Linked DNA regions of Homo sapiens: region 1 is linked to region 2. Evidence: read pairs that join two places in POLR2A ChIA-PET (ENCODE). Cell type or tissue: Caco-2. All regions are shown on one strand. Links, peaks and the distances in the headings refer to the core of each region. The heading gives the core; the rest is flanking DNA. Region 1 holds the start of LOC124904951. Region 2 overlaps MYT1 (myelin transcription factor 1).

Region 1 (5,369 bases), core at 298-5,297, 320 kb before region 2:
CCCGCCTCAGTCTTCTGAGTAGCTGGGACTATAGGCGTGCACTACCATACCTGGCTGATTTTTGTATTTTTATTTTTTATTTATTGTTGAGACAGGGTCTCTTTGTTGCCCAAGCTGGAGTGCAGTGGTGCCATCTTGGCTCACTGCAACCTCCACCTCCTGGGTTCAAGTGATTCTCCTGCCTCAGCCTCCCAAGTAGCTTACAGTAGGGATTGCGGGCACCTACGACCACGCCCAGCTAATTTTGTATTTTTAGTACAGATAGGGTTTCACCATGTTGACCACCTGGTCTCAAACTCCTGACCTCAGGGGATCCGCCCACCTTGGCCTCCCAAAGTGCTGGGATTGCAGGCGTGAGCCACCGCGCCAGGCCCTAACAGCCACCTTCTTAGCATCTGTATATTCAGACCGTCCATTGCAGGATGTGTGATCTTTGTGGCCTGGAATGTCTCTCTCTGAGCACTCCATCCTCCCACCCCTCAGGCAGTGTCTCTTGAGGCCACCTGCCCAGCCACCATCTTGGGGGGACCACAGGAGGCTGGGGAGAGAGCGAGGCAGTAGTGAGAAGCCGGGACGCTCACCGTTGGCCGAGTACCTTAGAGCAGCCCTGACGCCTGCTTCTGTCTCTTGGTGAAAGTGGCGCCCAGACTTCAGTCCTTACAGCCCAGAACTCAGAACCGTGGAGGTGCTGTGACCCACAGGGTTTACCTTGTAATTGTTGTTAAAACCCTTCTGGGCTTCATAATGGAATGCTTATGTTGAAATATTATTTTAAGTACTATTATCTATGATGTGGTTAGAAATGCCAAAGAATTTTTAGCTTTTTTGAGACGGAGTCTTGCTCTGTTGCCCAGGCTGGAGTGTAGTGGCGCGATCTCCGCTCACTGCAAGCTCCCCCTCCTGGGTTCACGCGATTCTCCCGCCTCAGTCTTCCGAGTCGCTGGGACTACAGGCGCCTACCACCATACCTGGCTAATTTTTTTTGGTATTTTTTGTAGAGACGGGGTTTCACGACGTTACCCAGGATGGTCTCGATCTCCTGACCTCGTGATCCACCCGCCTCGGCCTCCCAAAGTGCTGGGATTACAGGCATGAACCACCGTGCCCGGCCTTTTTTTTTTTTTTTGGTAGATGGAGTCTCGCTCTGTCGCCCAGGCTGGAGTGTGGTGGCGTGATCTTGGCTCACTGCAGCCTCCACCTCCCTAGTTCAAACGATTCTTCTGCTTCAGCCTGCTGAGTAGCTGGGATTACAGGCACCTGCCACCACGCCCTGCTAATTTCTGTATTTTTAGCAGAGATGGGGTTTCACTGTGTTGCCCAGGCTGGTCTCAAACTCCTGACCTCAGGTGATCTGCCCTCCTCGGCCTACCAAAATGTTGGGATTACAGGTGTGAACCACCACGCCCGGCCAGAGTGTGTAGCTTTTGTAAAAGTTTTGGAAATGGCCTCAGATAATTTCAGAGGTTTTTAAATAAAGAACGCTCAAAATGGAGCAAAATGGAGAGCCCCTGATAGGCCTCCTGCGTGGAGGTTTGCAGTAAGCCAGAGGCACCTGTGGGTCCCAGGGAGAGACGGGCTGCTCCATGGATGCTCCTGGGACCTGGGGCACTGGGTGGGCCTCAGGCAGATAGGAGCTGGTCCGTATCTCTTGCCAAGCCCAGGCCAACTCCTGATGAAGCAGATTCCTGTGGGTGACAAGTGTCAGAAGATAGAATAGGACCTTAGGGTCAGGAAGGATTTCTTGAACAAAAAAGGGGAAAAACAGATTGAGAGATTCAGAAAGCTGTAATATATTCTGTGACCTCAAAGGTGACTTGGAGGAGGGCTGTTGTTCAGCGACGGGCGTGTAGTGAACACTGGGGCATTTAAACGGTTCAGATGCTGAATTTAATGTTATATGTTTTTTACTACAATTGGTAAAAAAAAAAAAAAAAGCTTGTGCTCATCAAAAGACACACCATAATAAGTAAAAAAAGAACTGTGAACTGGAAGATACTTGTAACATTTTTAACCAGTGAAGGGTCGGTGTCCTGGATATGTCCACTGGGCACCACAGACAGAACGGCCTTGAAGGTAGGCTGGAGACGCCTACCCTTATCAGGCCAGGCAAGCACTGGGGAGCCTGGCCGTACCAGTCATTGTTGAGGCTGCAGGAATGGCAGGGAGCCCTAAGTTCCAGTGGCCACTGGTGCAGTCCTCAGAGAGCAGTTGGCACACCGCCTCAGGCTGAGCCTGCCCATTCTTGGGCACCCAGAAGTTCCACTCTTAGGTATACACCAGAAGAATTCTTCCTCGACTGTTTGTGCTGAAGGACAAGGTTTAAGTTTTTAAAATTTCCAGTGTCACAGACTGATGATATTTTTGTAAACTACAACAAAAGTGACTAGCTAGTAAAGGAAATCACAGAACATAAAATACAAACCCATGTCATTATTATTAATATTTTGAGGCAGAGTCTCGCTTTGTCACTCAGACTGGAGGGCAGTGGTGCGATCTCGGCTCACTGCAACCTCTGCCTCCTGGGTTCAAGCGATTTTCCTGCCTCAGCCTCCCAAGTAGCTGGGATTACAGGCGTGCACCACCATGCCTGGCTAATTATGCCTGGCTAATTTTTGTATTTTTAGTAGAGATGGGGTTTTGCCGTGTTGGTCAGGCTGGTCTCAAACTCCTGGCCTCAAGCAATCTGCATTCCTCAGCCTCCAAAAGTGCTAGGATTCCGGGCATGAGCCATCATGCCTGGTTATCGGGGGAACCCGCCCCCAATATTTCAATGTAGGTTCTTTCTATTTTCCATAAGTGTCGGCCAGCTGAGAAATAAAGAGAAAGAGTACAAAGAGAGGAATTTTACAGCTGGGCCCCCCGGGTGACATCACATATCGGTAGGGCCGCGATGCCCGCCTGAGCCACAAAACAAGCAAGTTTTATTAAGGATTTCAGAAGGGGAGGGGGTGCAAGAACAGGGAGTAGGTCACAAGATCACATGCTTCAAAGGGCAAAAAGGAGAACAAAGATCACAAGGCAAAGGGCAAAAGTGGAACTCCTGATAAGGGTCTGTGTTCAGCGGTGCATGTATTGTCTTGATAAACATCTTAAACAACAGAAAACAGGGTTCCAGAGCAGAGAACCAGTCTGACCAAAAATTTACCAGGGTGGGGTTTCCCAATCCTAGTAAGCCTGAGGGTACTGCAGGAGACCAGGGCGTATTTCAGTCCTTATCTCAACCACATAAGACAGGCACTCCCAGAGCAGCCTTCTGTAGACCTCCCCCCAGGAATGCATTCCTTTCCCAGAGTATTAATTCTTGCTAGGAAAAGAATTTAGTGATATCTTCCCTACTTGCACGTCCGCTTATAGGCTCTCTGCAAGAAGAAAAATATGGCTGTATTTTGCCTGACCACACAGGCAGTCAGACCTTATGGTTGTCTTCCCTTGTTCCCTGAAAATCACGATTATTCTGTTCTTTTTCAAGGTGTACTGATTTCATATTGTTCAAACGCACGTTTTACAGTTTGTACAGTTAACACAATTATAGTGGCCCTGAGGTGATGTACATCCTCAGTTTATGAAGATAACAGGATTAAGAGATTAAAGTAAGACAGGCTTAAGAAATTATCAAAGTATTATTTGGAAACTGGTAAATGTCCATGAAATCTTCACAATTTATGTTCCTTTGCCACAGCTCCAGCCGGTCCATCTGTTCAGGGTCCCTGACTTCCCACAACACCTGGCTTCTATTACTTTTTTAAAATTAGCTTTTTTCTTTTTTTCGAGATGGAGTCTCACTCTGTTGCCCAGGCTGGAATACATGGTGTGATCTTGGCTCACTGCAGCCGCCGCCTCCTGGGTTCAAGCGATTCTCTTGCCTCAGCCTCTCGAGTAACTGGGACTGCAGGTGCAATACAAAAAATGCAGAACTTTTGTATTTTCTGTAGAGATGGGGTTTCGCTGTGTTGTCCAGGCTGGTCTCAAACTCCTGAGCTCAAGTGACATGCCCACCTTGGCCTCTCAAAGTTCTGGGATTATAGGCATGAGCCACTGCATCCAGCCTTATTATTATTATTTTTTTTTGAGATGGAGTCTTGCTCTGTCGCCCAGGCTGGAGTGCAGTGGCGCGATCTCGGCTCACTGCAACCTCTGCCTCCCGGATTCAAGCGATTTTCCTGCCTCAGCCTCCTGAGTAGCTGGGACTACAGGCATGCGCCATCACACCGAGGTAATTTTTGTATTTTTTGGCAGAGACAGGGTTTCACCATGTTGACCAGGCTGGTCTTGAACTCCTGACCTCAAGCCATCTGCCCACCTTGGCCTCCCAAAGTTCTGGGATTATTTTTTAAGCAGTTTTGATAGGTGTGTACCTAGTAGTGCTCTGTGGTTTAATTTGCATTTCCCAGGGAGTGGGGGCACTGCCTGTCTTCTCACGCCTCAGTTGCTTGTTGCTGTGACGGTCGCCCACTCCTCCTGCCAGTGTCTGTGCTGCTCACGGTAGCTGCATCAGCTTCACGCTGTCCGCCCTTCGCCACCCACCGCGCCTGCTGCTCAGGAATGTTCCAAGCAACTTGGTGGTAACAGAAGCTGAGAACAGCCCAGATGTCCTTCGGTGCAAGAGTGGATGGATCAGTTGTGGTCTATTCACAGAATAGAATGTGACCACACTGGAGATGAATGAATTGTAGCTACAATCTGCAGTGTAGACGAATCTTAGGAACGTAGGCGTTTCAGAAGCAGATCAAGCCAGGCACGATGCTGTGTGCCTATAGTCCCAGCTACTCAGAGCCTGAAGGTGGGAGATCACTTCAGCCTGGGAGTTTGAGGCCAGCCTGGGCAACATAGCAAGACCCTGTCTCAAAGGAAAAAAAAAGCAGATTACAGAAAAGTAAATCCAGTGCTAGGCCGTATTTTTAAGCTCAAAAAATTAAAACTAATTAGCGTTTAGGGATAAACATGAGGTAATTTTTTAGAAGCAAGAGAATAGCATTGAATTTAAGGTATATATGGGGAAAATGAAACTTCCAAGTTATTGATAATTTTCCAGTTTTTAAATTAGAGACGGGATCATGGTGTTTATGCGTCATAATTTATATGTTCCATATATTTTTTGTTGTTTTTTTGAGACGGAGTCTCGCTCTGTCACCCATGCTGGAGTGCAGTGGCGCGATCTCGGCTCACGGCAAGCTCTACCTCCCAGGTTTACACCATTCTCCGCCTCAGCCTCCCGAGTAGCTGGGACTACAGGCGCCCACCACCATGCCTGGCTAATGTTTTTGTATTTTTGTAGAGACGGGGTTTCACTGTGTTAGCCAGGATGGTCTCGATCTCCTGACCTTGTGACCCGCCCGCCTTGGCCTCCCAAAGTGCTGGGATTACAGGCG
Region 2 (5,369 bases), core at 204-5,203:
TATGTGACCCTGGGATGGTCGTGGTGGGTGACCCTGGGCTGGTGAATGATATGTGGCCTCTGCTTCCAGTTTGTCAGGCTGTCCCAGAGCAACCTTTGCTGGAAAGAAGGGAAAACTGTCAGGGGATGAGGTCCTCAGTCCAAAGTTCAAGACTAGCGACGGTAAGGATGGCTTCCTGGATTTCCCTGCTCATGGCTGGGTGCCAGGGTAAGTGAGAGCTGTGCACCTTTTGTGCTGGTGGGAAGAAGGTTAGGGAGATGAAGCCCCTCCTGGAATGAGTCACGGCAGAGGCAGATCCCTTCACCTAAGCTGACAGCCTTTCGGACCTTGGCTCTGAAGCTCTTGACACCTGTGTCTGGGGTCCCTGGCCCTGAGGAGGTCATGCCTGCTGTAACCTGCGGCTTTGGTGACCACTGGGATCAGAGTCCAGTGGAGCCCATGTGCTGTGAGTTTGTGGAGAGGTGTGGCTCATTCCCCCTTAGGTGAGGAAATTCAGCATTGCCTGAACAAACTTCCATCTTTAATGTAGCATTTAATACCTCCCAAAGAGATTTAAGCCTTTCCACCTGCCAGCCAGCTCGGAAGGCAAACTATAAACACTCATCTCACAATTTTCAAGACAGATTTCTCCAGCGCATAATGTGGGGTATGAGCCCCAGAGAGAGATGAGCTCGGAAAACCAGGAGGGGAGACCTCTGCTGCACAGGGGGTTTCAGTTCTAGAAAGCAGGCTTCCCCACAGCACTTTGGCCCAGGCCTGCCTGAGGCCCAAAGCCACAACTGAGGTTTCTCTCTGGGTCAGTGTTGGAGAATGATGAGGAGATCAAGCAGCTGAACCAGGAGATCCGAGACCTGAACGAGTCCAACTCGGAGATGGAGGCTGCCATGGTGCAGCTGCAGTCCCAGGTAGGTGGTGCCGCCCCCCGCTCCTGGGCTCTTTGCCCACCCAACCCAAACATTCGTCTTGGGGACAGTGAGGCATCCGTCGGCACTCATCAAGGTTGCTGTCAGGGCTGAGCTGACGGACAGCGCAGTGGCTGGCACACAGGCACACTTAGGACGTGCTGGCCGCTCACAATGCGGAGTCCGTGAAGTCACACTGTGAGTGCCAGTGGGCCGCCGGAGCTGGTTGTCCCGCCAGGGCTGTGGTCTCATTAGTGTTAATAACACTATTAATAATACTAGTCCCATTAAGATTAGCAGCACTGTTTCTCTTACTCTCATTAGAATGAGTAGTCCTGTCAAGACCAGCGGTCCCATTAGGATTACCAGTCTTGTGAGTACCAGTGGTCCATGAGCGTGGTGCGGTAGAGCCAGGTCTCTGGAGCCGGGTTTCCTTCCCAGCACCCAGCACAGCCACATGTTTGTCACAGCTGAGGGACCTGACAAACCTTTCAGCCTCTTCCTCAGTCAATTCCTCCATAAAATGGAGGTAAGAATAGGATTCTACTCCAGCCAGTTATTGTACAATGAACGCATTTCTATGAGGAAAACATTCAGCATAAGCACCTGATCCAGAGTAAGTGCCGTCGATGAGAGCTGCTGTTGCTGAGGGTTAGGATTACAAATTATTTTAAATGTTTGTGTCATATTTCCTGATTTCCCTAAAATGAGCATTTGTAATCAGAAAAAAAAAAGCAGTAAAGATCTTATTTTGAAAATAAGAGCATGCCCCACCTGTGGCTGCTGAGTGGAGTCTGCAGCCGTGCTGGGGGAGACATAACTGTGCCCCTAACAGCTAGAGGGACAAAGGGACAAGGAAGTGACCAGGTCCCACAGAGAATTTGGGCAGAGCCCCTCTGGGCAGGGACAGATGGGGAGATGGTGGCCTCCACCAAGGCAGCAAAAAATGAGTAACATCCTCCAGCCCCACGTGTCTCATTACTCTGCTCTTGTCTCTACTGGCAAACAGGCTCATGTTGACTCTGCTCTGGTCTCTACTGGCAAACAGGCTCATGTTGACTCTGCTCTGGTCTCTACTGGCAAACAGGCTCACGTTGACCGCTTGTTACTCAAGAGCCTGTATAAAAATAGCATCACCCCACAGGGATCAGGAAGGATTTTCGCTGTCATGCACATGTCGATGTTGCATCCCCCCAGGTTCATAGGCAGTGACGACAGAGAAGGAGTGATGGCCCTCCCGGCGGAGCCATCCCCGTCCCCTCCTGGTGTCTCTGAGTGTGGAGATGCACTGTTGTGTGGGTGTCCATTTTGTGCTCCCTGCTCCTCCCCTTCTCAGAGTCCCCAGGGCCTTCATCAGTGTCAGTGTCGTTGGGGTAGCACCTCTGATTTCTTTTTATTTGCCAAAACCAATCTTTTTAAAGACAGATTATTACCTTTTACTAGCATCCCTTTGGAAGGACTCAGAAACCCCTGTCCATCTGAGGGAGTTTGGTGACTGGTGCCCTCTGCGGAAGGGCAAAGGCAAAGGGAAGGCAGGTCCCTATCCCCCATGCAACCCTTTCAAAGCCACATGCTTGTCACCAGGTGGCAGAAGAAGCGTGCTTGACCCCATCCACAGCCTCCCAGGAATGAGCTCCCCACTCCTGCCTCGTGTGTCACCCACACTGTCTTTCTGTGAGTTTAGCCTCTGCCCCCGTGGCTCCCTGCAGATGTGCAGTCAGGCTGGGGGCTATTCCTGGACACCAAAGGCCTCAGGGCCAACACAACCCTGGGCAGGTTCACCGCCATGGTGGGGAAGTGAGAAGACTTGCCTGTAGTTGGCCTGGGGAAGTCGTGCTTGGGAGGCCCTGAGGAGGCTCTTTGTGGGGATTTCTGGTGAGGGGAAGACCCAAAGGCAGTCTGACACTCCACGGGGGGGTGCAGTGATTTCCATCTTACAGATAGAAGCAGGAAACATGGTGAAGCTAAGACCACAGCAGGTGGAGTCTGAGATTGAGACAGGGCGCTGTGAAGTCTGTGCTCCCACCCCATCCCCTCAGGACAGAGGGGCTCAGAAAACCAGGAGTGGGGACTTCTCCTGCACGGCGGGTTTCAGTTCCATCTAGAAAGCATGGCACAGAGGGACGTGCCACACGAGCCCCCTTCCTGGCTTCCCTGGAGTCAGCCCATGTCTCCAGAGGGCCCTTGCCTTTCTCTCCTCTGCCAGCCCCTCACCTGTGGCAGAACCCCCTACAGGAAGGCAGGGTCCCTGCCTCTTCCCCCACCCCAGGGTTCTGCATTCTCCCAGAGGGTTGTGAGAGGCAGCCCAGAGAGGACCCCCAGGAGGATGGGGGCCAAGGGCAGGCGGCACTTCGAATCTCTCTCTGGCACAGATCTCCTCCATGGAGAAGAACCTGAAGAACATCGAGGAGGAGAACAAGCTCATTGAGGAGCAGAATGAAGCCCTGTTTCTGGAGCTGTCCGGCCTGAGCCAGGCCCTCATCCAAAGTCTCGCCAATATCCGCCTTCCGCACATGGTAGGCAGCACGCGGGCCTGCCGGCACCACAGCTACCCCCCAGGGTCTCTTCGGAAAGCAGGAGGGCAGGGCATCTCCCACCCCCTCTGCCTCTGGGTCCTGCCCTAGGGGCCCTGTGCCCTTGTGGAGATTCTCTCCACCCCGAATGGCCCGGGCTGTTGGCTGTGGTGGGTTTAGCCACCATAATGAGTAGCTGCCATAAAGAGTAGCTAATGAATCCAAAGCAAAATGGTGATTCCATGAGCAGAGAGGCTACTGCTGGGATGGCTGCAGAGAGGAACGCCCAGTGCTGCCTCTGGTTGGTGTGGGCTTGTCTCAGGTCACGTGGGGACATAGGTTTGATGCTCCCACATCAGGCTCTGCGGTGTGGGGCCCACTGCATGGACGGAGCTTGCTAACCTGGTTCTGTTCTCTAGGAGCCAATATGCGAACAGAATTTCGATGCCTATGTGAGCACCCTCACCGACATGTACTCCAACCAGGACCCGGAGAACAAGGACCTCCTGGAGAGCATCAAGCAGGCTGTGAGGGGCATCCAGGTCTAGGCCGTGTGGTACCCAGAAGTGTCCCAGCCCACCACACCGTTTACCTCCCTCGCCCTGCCCCGCACCGTGGGGATGCCCAACTCACAGTGACTTCCCGTTTGGGGCCCGGTGTGGCCGCGGGCGGGTTTATCCAAAGGGATGGCTGGAAATTGGCCGCTCCCACGAGGCTCCCTCCAGGCTTGGGGCCGTGGTGGCCCTATCTGTGTGCATAGGGGCACTGAAGAATTACAAAGTGATTTATTTTTGTTTTCTGAAAGAAATCTGAAGAGCAGCTCAAAGTCTCCAGTGGAAGCTCATGGACAAGGTTCTCAGGGAAGTTTTGGAGTTTGCAACCACAGTATTCCTTTGTCTGTCGAGGCTGGGAGGGTAGCCGTGAGCGTGGTGGGTGGGTGGTGTGAGTGGCATCTTGGCCTGGAGGACACGCCTGGGGCAGCGTGTCTGTGCTCAGTGAGGGCCGATGAAGAAAGTGCGTTTTCTGTTTTCATTTAATTCAGTTTTGTGTTAAGGGTGGAACAAAGCTCTGTTCTAGAGGGAAAGTTAGGAATAGGCCTCCCAGAGGATACTCCAGACAGTTGACAAGCATCGCAGCCCCTGTCAGGTCAAGGAATTTTAACCTGGGAGACTCCTGAAAATCAGCCTAATGTCTGGGGGCAGCTGGCGCTGAGGCTGTGCAGATGTGTATGGCCTTGGGTCACAGCTCCCTACTGGGGCTGCAGCCTTTAGACCCTGGGTCTGGGATCCACGTCTAGGGACCACTCTGGCTTCTGTGCATCCACCCAGGCCCCCGACCCATCACTGCCACATTCTCCGGGTCATGGCCGAGCTTGACCTCTGCATCCATGGTGACGGAGGTGGCAATGACATCATCAAGGTCAGAGGGTAAATTCCTAACAGGAGACCACAAAGGTTTCACTTCTTTTAGATCCATCCAATATGCGAAAAAAGGGTACATTTTAATTTAATGTGTTAAAAACACAATGTCCCTACCGTGTAAATAGAATCCAAGTCAATTGTGACTGCAATTCCAAGTTAGTATTTAAAAATAGAGAAATTGCACTTCCTGGAAAAAATTAAAAAGTAGTTAGTTTAATTATTCTGTAAATTATTTAATTTTGTCAAGATGTAAGTATTTATATTCACAGCCTCTTATGTTAACGTTTGCTATTTATTTAACATTTTTATTTATTAATTTTATACTATTTCAACTAGACCCCACACCAGGGCACCCTAAGAGGGGAAAAAAGTGAATTCAAAGCAAAAATAACTATTTGACTATAATATAGGCCACAAAAAATCTTGATATAACTCCTAGTTATAATTTTGATGCAACCAAGTTATTTTTTATATATTTTGTTATTTATTCTTTTAATAATGGAATTTTTTTAAAAAGTATTTTGTAACTGAGG

The links. Peaks named below come from ENCODE experiments on the same cell type or tissue, not always from the same donor. Only the 100,000 strongest peaks of a DNase experiment are listed, where the experiment ranks them.
Region 1: POLR2A ChIA-PET joins it to region 2 with 5 read pairs; 1 of 35 experiments calls an interaction of 5 or more read pairs at or near these places.

What each region holds. Positions count from the first base shown.
Region 1 is chr20:63,913,506-63,918,874 of GRCh38, forward strand. The region is part of intron 1 of DNAJC5 (DnaJ heat shock protein family (Hsp40) member C5); the gene reads left to right. LOC124904951 reads left to right here and starts at 4,254. Exons shown (of 1, transcript XM_047440634.1): 1 at 4,254-5,369. In Caco-2, for the core only: no CTCF peak of the experiment used is centred there; a DNase peak (open chromatin) is centred at 3,216.
Region 2 is chr20:64,236,486-64,241,854 of GRCh38, forward strand. MYT1 (myelin transcription factor 1) reads left to right here. Exons shown (of 23, transcript NM_004535.3): 20 at 70-161; 21 at 802-905; 22 at 3,275-3,418; 23 at 3,835-5,369. The coding sequence ends at 3,963. Among named protein-coding and RNA genes, the nearest start is that of PCMTD2, 17 kb to the right of the region's middle. In Caco-2, for the core only: no CTCF peak of the experiment used is centred there; DNase peaks (open chromatin) are centred at 1,986, 2,586, 3,926 and 4,706.